Linked DNA regions of Homo sapiens: region 1 is linked to region 2. The links are chromatin loops, found by intact Hi-C in ENCODE. Cell type or tissue: stomach. All regions are shown on one strand. Each heading gives the region's core, and the rest is flanking DNA. Links, peaks and the distances in the headings are about the cores only.

Evidence for each region. Peaks named below come from ENCODE experiments on the same cell type or tissue, not always from the same donor. Only the 100,000 strongest peaks of a DNase experiment are listed, where the experiment ranks them.
Region 1: it touches region 2 in a loop (4-fold over the local background); 56 of 110 quality-filtered maps call a loop at or near these places.

What each region holds. Positions count from the first base shown.
Region 1 is chr9:69,025,405-69,029,793 of GRCh38, reverse strand. No RefSeq gene overlaps it. Among named protein-coding and RNA genes, the nearest start is that of FXN, 8.2 kb to the left of the region's middle. In stomach, for the core only: CTCF peaks have their summits at 1,790 and 1,992 (motif pointing right); a DNase peak (open chromatin) is centred at 1,973.
Region 2 is chr9:68,592,870-68,597,258 of GRCh38, reverse strand. The region is part of intron 2 of TMEM252-DT (TMEM252 divergent transcript); the gene reads right to left. Among named protein-coding and RNA genes, the nearest start is that of LINC01506, 48 kb to the right of the region's middle. RefSeq lists enhancers at 684-1,184, 1,185-1,685. In stomach, for the core only: no CTCF peak of the experiment used is centred there; no DNase peak of the experiment used is centred there.

The sequences.
Region 1 (4,389 bases), core at 201-4,200, 430 kb before region 2:
CTTGTCTTTCATGTGGCCAGCCCTTGCCTTAATTAAACTGTTTCTTTACTGCAATACTGCTGTCTCAGTGAATTGGCTCTATCTGTCCAGCATGCAAGAAGTATAGTATAGTAGAAACAAGTAGACTTTGTGGGCTTAGACAAATGTATTTGCAAAGCATAATTTTCAAAAAGTTAAAAACAATTCTCATGCAAATTTGTAGTGAGCATGCATCAAAGATTAAATAATTAGTGGAGTTTTAGGTACTGAAGTGTGTTCTCCCAAAGTCCATAGGTTGAAATTTTAACTGCCAGGACACTCAGAATATGACTATATTTGGAGATAAAGCCTTTAAAGAAGTAATTAAGGTTGGCCAGGCATGGTGGCTCATGCCTGTAATCCCAGCACTTTGGGAGGCCGAGGCAGGTGGATCACTTGAGGTCAGGAGTTCGAGACCAGCCTGGCCAACATGGTGAAACCCCGTCTCAACTAAAAATACAAAGAAAAAAAAAATTAGCTGGGCATGGTGGCGGATGCCTGTAATCCCAGCTACTCAGGAGGCTGAGGCAGTAGAATCACTTGAACCCAGGAGGCGGAGGTTGCAGTGAGCTGAGATCGCGCCACTGCACTCCAGTCTGGCGACAGAGCAAGACTCCGTCTCAAAAAAAAAAAAAGTAATTAAGGTTAAATGAGGTCTCAAGTGTAGGTCCTAATGTGAAAGGAGTGGTGTCTTTATAAAATGAGAAAGAAACACCAGGAACACATGTGCACAGAGAAAAGACCACAGGAAGAGGCAGCAAGAGGGCGGCCCCCTGCAAGCCACAGGGAGAGGCCTCAGAGGAAACCAACCCTGCCAGCACCTTGATCTTGAACTTCCATTATCCAGAACTCTGAGAAAATAGATTTCTGTGGTTTAAGCCAGCCAGTCTGTGGTATTTTGTTATGGCAGCCCTAGCAAAATACAAGAGGGAGCCAGCAGGAAGGCAAACTGGTTTAAAGGAAGCTGGAAGAAACTGATCTATAATAGTCAGTGATAAAAAGAGCATTCTGGCGTAAGATTGCTAAGTGAGATACACAACTGGGTAGTGTCCTTCAGGTCTATAAAACTATAGTCTTTGGGGTTACTTTCTTAGACAAGAGTCATTTGCATCTTACCAGTTTTCTACAAGCTGACATTCTTTTCTCTTTTGTTTATTTATTTATTTTGAGACGGAGTTTTGTCACCCAGGCTGGAGTGCAATGGCGTGATCTCGGCTCACTGCAACCTCCGCCTCCCAGGTTCAAGCAATTCTTCTGCCTTAGCCTCCTGAGTAGCTGAGATTACAGGCATGTGCCACCAAGCCTGGCTAATATTTGTATTTTTAGTAGAGACGAGGTTTCATCATGTTGGCCAGGCTGCCTTGGCCTCCCAAAGTTTTGGGATTAAAAGCATCAGCTACTGTGCTTGCTGTTTATTTTTTTATTTTAATTTTTTTGTTTATTGTCTTCTAAAAATTGACATCCTTGAGACCTAATTAATGGCAAATAATAAGTCGAGCATAGTCACACTGTGCTGGAACAGAGTTTCTCAATGGTGACTATTTACTGATGTTTCTACTGATTATAGTCATGTGCTGCATAATGCTGTTTCAGTCAGTGATGGACCACATATGTGATAATGGTCCCCTAAGATTATATTTTTTTACTGTACTTTCTCTGTGCTTAGATATGTTAGATACATAAATACTTAACTACTGTAGTACAATTGACTATAGTATTCAGTATGGTAACATGCTGTACAGGTTTATAGCCTAGGAGCAGTAGGCTAGACTGTATAGCCTAGGCGTATAGTAGGCTAGACCATCTAGCTTTGTGTAAGTACACTCTATGATGTTCGCAAGATCACAAAATCACCTAATGATGCATTTCCCAGAATGTATCCCTGTTGTTAAGCAACACATGGCTAACTCTGTCGTGGTGGTTGTCCCATGCATTGTAAGGTGGTTTAGCAGCATTCTTGGTCTCCACCCACTAGATGGCAGTAGTATCTGCTCTCCCATTCAATAGTGACAATCAAAAATGTCTCCAGACATTGTGAAAAGGTCCCCTAAGGAGTAAAATTGCCCCTGGTTGAGAACCACTATTCTGGTCTAACTTTGAATTAAATATTCAAAGCAATCTTTTTGCCTTACTTCCAAGTTTTAGATAATTTTCATAACAGTGTTCAAATCCCTGCTCTGCCCCTCAACTACCTGTGTGTCCTTGGTCTATTTTTAACCTGAGTTTCAGTTTCTTCATCTGTAAATTAAAGCAAATACTTCTTTACCTCAGAGATTTCCATGAGGATGAAGTGAATTAGTATGTGCAAAACACAGACATCAGCGAATGCTAGCCCCACACTTGGCCTCATGGTTGGTCATGGTGTCTTTTAAGAGGCATGTTTATACACCTGTGGTCACAGAGGGCACCCCGGGGCCACTTTGGTGGCCAGGCACACACATCCAGGTCTGGGCTTTCAGGGGACTGCAGGCTAGTGCAGATCACCGGGAAGTCAGGACCCTGCAGCTGAGCTGGGTGCCTCCCTTCACATTCTAGGCAGGACAGAGGAGTGGGTGGCCTTGACAAGAGTTAGGGGAGAAGAGGGGAGCCAGTACCCCTACCTTCACCCTTGGCCATCACTGCAGGCCAGTTCTCTTCTCTGCCTCTGACCTGATGCAAGTATCAACACCATCACTACTTTCTTCCAGTGCTCAGGGACCTGATGTGCCCCTTGCTGGAGGAACCCGTCTTGCCTTGTCTCTTGCCTTAGGCAATATGGTACCAGAATATAGGGTCAGGAATTCCACGTGAAAGTATAACTAGCATCTTTGTTGCTATCCTTCAACCTTCTACATCTACTATTCAGAGGTGATCTTGTTGATGAACTGAGCTAATTTATGTGTGTGTTGTTAAAATAGGTTGTGGCTTGGTAGGCGTTGAGGGAAAAGGAGCTTTGATGGCCCTCGCCTCACGGGGAGACAAGTGCCTTTACTTGGAAAACCACTTTAAGAACAGCCTAGATCCGTCTGTGGGACTGCATTGTCCAACAGAGAACGTCTATGTCTGGGGGCCTGGGACTCTGGAAAGGGTTATTTTGGGGTTTCAGAGTGATTCAGTCTAAGGCGGGGGCACAGCCGTCTCCCATCTGTGGGGGATAATTGCTTGCTCTCCATTCCCTGCTTTTTTTTTTTTTTTTGAGTTGGAGTTTTGCTGTTTCACCTAGGCTGGAGTGAAGTGGTGCGATCTTGGCTCACTGCAACCTCCGCCCCCTAGGTTCAAGCAATTCTCTTGCCTCAGCCTCCTGAGTAGCTGGGATTACAGGTGCACGCCACCACGCCTGGCTGATTTTTGAATTTTTAGAAGAGACAGGGTTTTGCCATGTTCGCCAGCCTGGTCTCGAACTCCGGACCTCAGGAGATCCACCCACCTCAGCCTCCCAAAGTGATAGGATTACAGGTGTGAGCCACCATGCCTGACCCATTCCCTGCTTATTATAGAACACTAACAGGCAGACTGGGCTTGAGTCTCTGAGCCTGACACTGTTGCATAGTGGAGAGTCACTGGTTGCAGGGAAAGGAGAATCAGGCCAGAGCATTCACATGGTGTCTTCTCTCCAGGCTTCTTGGCTCCCCTCTTTCATCCCATCCTGCCTGGCTTCGCTGAATGAAAGCTCTATGAACTTCGCTCATCTGTGATGATTGTGACTTGCCAGTAATGCTAAATGCTGCACCAGGCAGCAGGGCACCCGGTGGGATGAGGTGGGAGTTATGGGGCATCAGGGGGAGGCTGTATGCAAAAGAAAGGGCCACCTGTCCTAGACCCACCATACCATTGGTCGACCCTGGGCAAGAAGACCTGAACTTCCCTGGATTTTAGTTTCCTCATGGATGAAATGGGGATACAAACACTGCCATGTTTTCCTCCTAGATTGTGAGAATCAAGTACAAACGTTTTTAGAAAGTGGGAACAGGACTTATGCTATGATATTCTGAGAGAACTCAGGCTAATTTTTTTTTTTTTTTTGAGATGAAGTTTCACTCTTGTTGCCCAGGCTGGAGTGCAATGGTGCGATCTCAGCTCATGGCAACCTCCATCTCCCGGGTTCAAGCGAGTCTCCTGCCTCAGCCTCCCGAGTAGCTGAGACTATGGGTGCCCGCTACCACACCCAGCTAATTTTTTGTATTTTTAGTAGAGACAGGGTTTCACCATATTAGCCAGGCTGGTCTCGAACTCCTGACCTCAGGTGATCCACCCACCTCAGCCTCCTAAAGTGTTAGGATTACAGGCGTGAGACATCACACCTGGCCCAGGCTAATTTCTTATGGTGGCACATCACTCACCATTTAACAAATATTAATGAAGCCCTACTGTGTGTCAGGCACTGTTCTAGGT
Region 2 (4,389 bases), core at 209-4,208:
CCACAGAATCATGAGAAATAATAAATCGTCATTGCTGTTTTTAGACCACCATGTTTTAGGCTGGTTTGTGTTGCAGCAAAGTCTACCTGAAACTAGAAGCCTTTGGGAGTTATACTGATCCATGACTTACATTTTGGTATGATCTATTTTGCAGACCACATGACACTGCTAGCACTATATTGAATTTAAACAATAAGTATTAAGCACCTACTGTGTGTAGGTTACTGGCTAGGTGCTGTGAAGACTACAAAGAGGCACCATCAACAGCTTACTTATAGCACTCAGAGGACCTCTAATCTCATTAAGAAGACAATATGTAAACTATGTAAAGTTAAATAACAATAAACTGACCTGAAAAATACAGGCTATCCAGAGAAAAGATAAGATGTATGAAGTTCTTAGTATGTAGCTGGACCTATGGCCCAGTTCATTTAATTTTCACAATAACCCTACAAGGTAGGCACAATGAGTATTCCCATTTTACAAATACGAAAACTGAGGACACTGTGGGTAAGTTGTCCAGGGTCACACAGCCTGGGTCCCGGCAGCCTGACTATAGCCCATGTGCTTTAGCTCTAGACTAAATAAATGAAAGCCAGAGCCGAGAGTACGAGGAGACAGATGCTCTGCGGCTGGGAAATGGTCAAGAAGCCCCTAGGGTAGGTGAGACCTCAGCCAGCCTTGGAGGATGGGTAGGAGTTGGGATGAAATTAAGGTAGGGGGGTTCCAGGTGGGGGTCACAGCATGAGCACTGTGGAAAGAGTGGGGAATCACATGCAGCATTGGAGGACCCATGAGCAGGACTCCCTCTGGATCAGGGTCTGCCTCCCTCCAACCCAGAAGTGGCCCTGACTGTCCTTACTGGTTGCTTGCCTCCCAAGGAGACCCTCACTACCTGACAGAGGGGACGCCTGGGGAGGGGGCTGGGAGGAGCTTGGAAAATGGGAGAAGATGGCAATGTCACTGGTTGGGCTGTAAGACAGAGCCAGAAAATGGATGGCTCCACCAGAGATTCTCCCCATCAGCTGGGTGGGAGGGAGTAGTGATCTAGCAGGAGCTGACTTCCAGCTGCCCTGGGGAGCCCCTTGTCCCCATCTCCATTGGCCAGGACAGCACAGAGGCCAGCATAGTATTGAGGCTGAAGAGGGCAGAGGGCAAGTTGCTAGGCCTGAGGACAGCTTCATTTGCATGAGTGGCGGGGGTGGGGCCTGCAGAGTGGAGCTGCTCCTCTTGGCCCTGCGTGTGATGGGGCCCAGGTCACCTTTTCTTGTCGTCCTACACCACCAACAAACCTTGTCTATGGCTCTAGAGCAAGCTTGTCCAATCCACAGCCCACAGGCCACATGTGACCCAGGATGGCTTGAATATGGCCCAATACAAATTTGTAAACTTTCTTAAAACATGAGATTTTTTTGCGATTTTTTTTTTTTTTTTTTTTTTTTTAGCTCATCAGCTATCATTAGTGTTTGTGTATTTTACAGGTGGCTCAAGACAATTCTTCTTCTTCCGATGTGGCCCAGCGAAGCCAAAAGATTGGACAACCCTGCAATGAAATTGTGTGCTCAGATAGGCTTTTGAAATTGGCACCACTTAATAATCTCTGAATCATCATGAAATATGTTGGTATGAGGCCAGTTCTTCTTTATTGTATGTATTTTTGGCTAAACTATGTTACTCAACATTATAAATGCCCACTGCACCAGTGGGGTTGCTGGTTGTTTGCAGAGGTGATCGCTGTTTCTAAAAAAGACTCAAACTGCATTGTAGGAAAAGCAGGGAACCACGTGAGGCAACATCTGGCTTCATTACTCCTTCATTACAAACATTGCAGAGCTCATGTCCTATTGGGCTTCAGGAAAGGCTCCAAACGAAGGGGCATTTGAAGTGGCCTGGAAGAATGGAGATGTTACCAGGTGAGGCCAGAAAGAGCAGGCACACCAGGTGGTGGAGGTAAACTCAGCAAAAGCCTGGGACCCCCCACACACAGAGGATGATCAAGGATGAGGAAGAGGTCTAGGCAGGTTAAGCCTGGGAGTTGAGAAATAGAATAAGCTGGGACAGAGAAGATGGTTGGAGTAATGCTGTGAGGGAGGACCCTGACCAGGGACAGTTTGGAGCCACGGCATTTCATTCCAAAAGCAAAGCAGAGAAGTTCAAGATTACGTGAAAGCAGCAATTCCACCTGACCAGTTCTTTATTCAGCCTTGAGAATCTAGGGTAAGAACAGATGGATAGAAATCGTATCATGAGAACATCCTGTTTAAAAAGATCAGAAGACAGCCGGGTGCAGTGGCTCACACCTGTAATCCCAGCACTTTGGGAGGCTGAGGCAGGCAGATCACCTGAGGTCAGGAGTTCGAGACCAGCCTGACCAACATGGTGAAACCCTGTCTCTACTAAAAATACAAAAACTACTTGGGCGTGGTGGCACACGCCTGTAGTCCCAGCTACTCGGAAGTCTGAGGCAGGAAAGAATCATTTGAACCCTGGAGGTAGGGGCTGCAGTGAGCCGAGATCGCACCGTTGCACTCCAGCCTGGGCGACAAGAGTGAAACTCTGTCTCAAAAAAAAAAAAAAAAAAAAAAATCAGAAGGTTCTACCTAAACAAACCCTTGAAATGCAAAAGATATAAAGCCCATGCAGTGGTTGGCAAGATGGCCGAATGGGAATAGCTCTGGTCTACAGCTCCCAGCGAGCTCAACGCAGAAGGCAGCTGATTTCTGCATTCCCAACTGAGGTACCCGGCTCATCTCATTGGGACAGGTTAGACAGTGGGTGCAGCCCATGGAGGGCTAGTCAAAGCAGGGTGGGGCGTCGCCTCACCTGGGAAGTGCAAGGGGTTGGGGAACTCCCTCCCCTAGCCAATAGAAGCTGTGAGGGACTGTGCCATGAGGGACGGTGCATCCCGGCCCAGATACTATGCTTTTCCCACGGTCTTCACAACCCACAGACCAGGAGATTCCCTCGGGTGCCTAAATCACCAGGGCCTTAGATTTCAAACACAAAACTGGGCAGCCATTTTGGGCAGGCACCGAGCTAGCTGCAGGAGTTTTTTTTTTTTTTCATACCCCAGTGGCACCTGGAACACCAGAGAGACAGAACTGTTCACTCCCCTGGAGATGGGGCTGAAGCCAGGGAGCCAAGTGGTCTAGCTTAGTGGATCCCACTGCCATGGAGCCCAGCAAGCTAAGATCCAATGGCTTGAAATTCTTGCTGCCAGCACAGCAGTCTGAAGTTGACCTGGGATGCTCAAGCTTGGTGGTGGGAGGGGCATCCGCCATTACTGAGGCTTGAGTAGGTGGTTTCCCCCTCACAGTGTAAACAAAGCTGCCAGGAAGTTCAAACTGGGCAGAGCTGACTGCAGCTTGGCAAAGCCACTGTAGCCACACTGCCTCTCTAGATTCCTCCTCTATGGGTAGGGCATCTCTGAAAGAAAGGCAGTAGCCCCGTCAGGGGCTTGTAGATAAAACTCCCATCTCCCTGGGACAGAGCACCTGGGGGAAGGGGTGGCTGTGGGCGCAGCTTCAGCAGACTTAAAGGTTCCTGCCTGCTGGCTCTGAAGAGAACAGTGGATCTCCCAGCACAGTGCTCAAGCTCTGCTAAGGGACAGACTGCCTCCTCAAGTGGGTCCCAGACCCCTGTGACTCCTGGCTGGGAGACACCTCCCAGCAGGGATTGACAGACACCTCATACAGGAGAGCTCTGGCTGGCATCTGGCAGGTGCCCCTCTGGGACAAAGCATCCAGAGGAAGGAACAGGCAGCAATCTTTGCTGTTTTGCAGCCTCTGTTGGTGATACCAGGCAAACACGGTCTGGAGTGGATCCCCAGCAAACTCCAGCAGACCTGCAGCAGAGGGTCCTGACTGTTAGAAGGAAAACTAACAAACAGAAAGGAATAGCATGAACATCAACAAAAAGGACATCCACACAAAAACCCATCCAAAGGTCACCAACATCAAAGATCAAAGGTAGATAAATCCATGTGTTTTTTGGCTGCATAAACGTCTTCTTTTGAGAAGTGTCTGTTCATGTCCTTCGCCCACTTTTTGATGGGGTTGTTTGTTTTTTTCTTGTAAATTTGTTTGAGTTCATTGTAGATTCTGGATATTAGCCCTTGTCAGATGAGTAGGTTGCAAAAATTTTCTCCCATTTTGTAGGATGCCTGTTCAAATGCTCATCATCACTGGCCATCAGAGAAATGCAAATCAAAACCACAATGAGATACCATCTCACACCAGTTAGAATGGCAATCATTAAAAAGTCAGGAAACAACAGGTGCTGGAGAGGATGTGGAGAAATAGGAACACTTTTACACTGTTGGTGGGACTGTAAACTAGTTCAACCATTGTGGAAGTCAGTGTGGCGATTCCTCAGGGATCTAGAACTAGA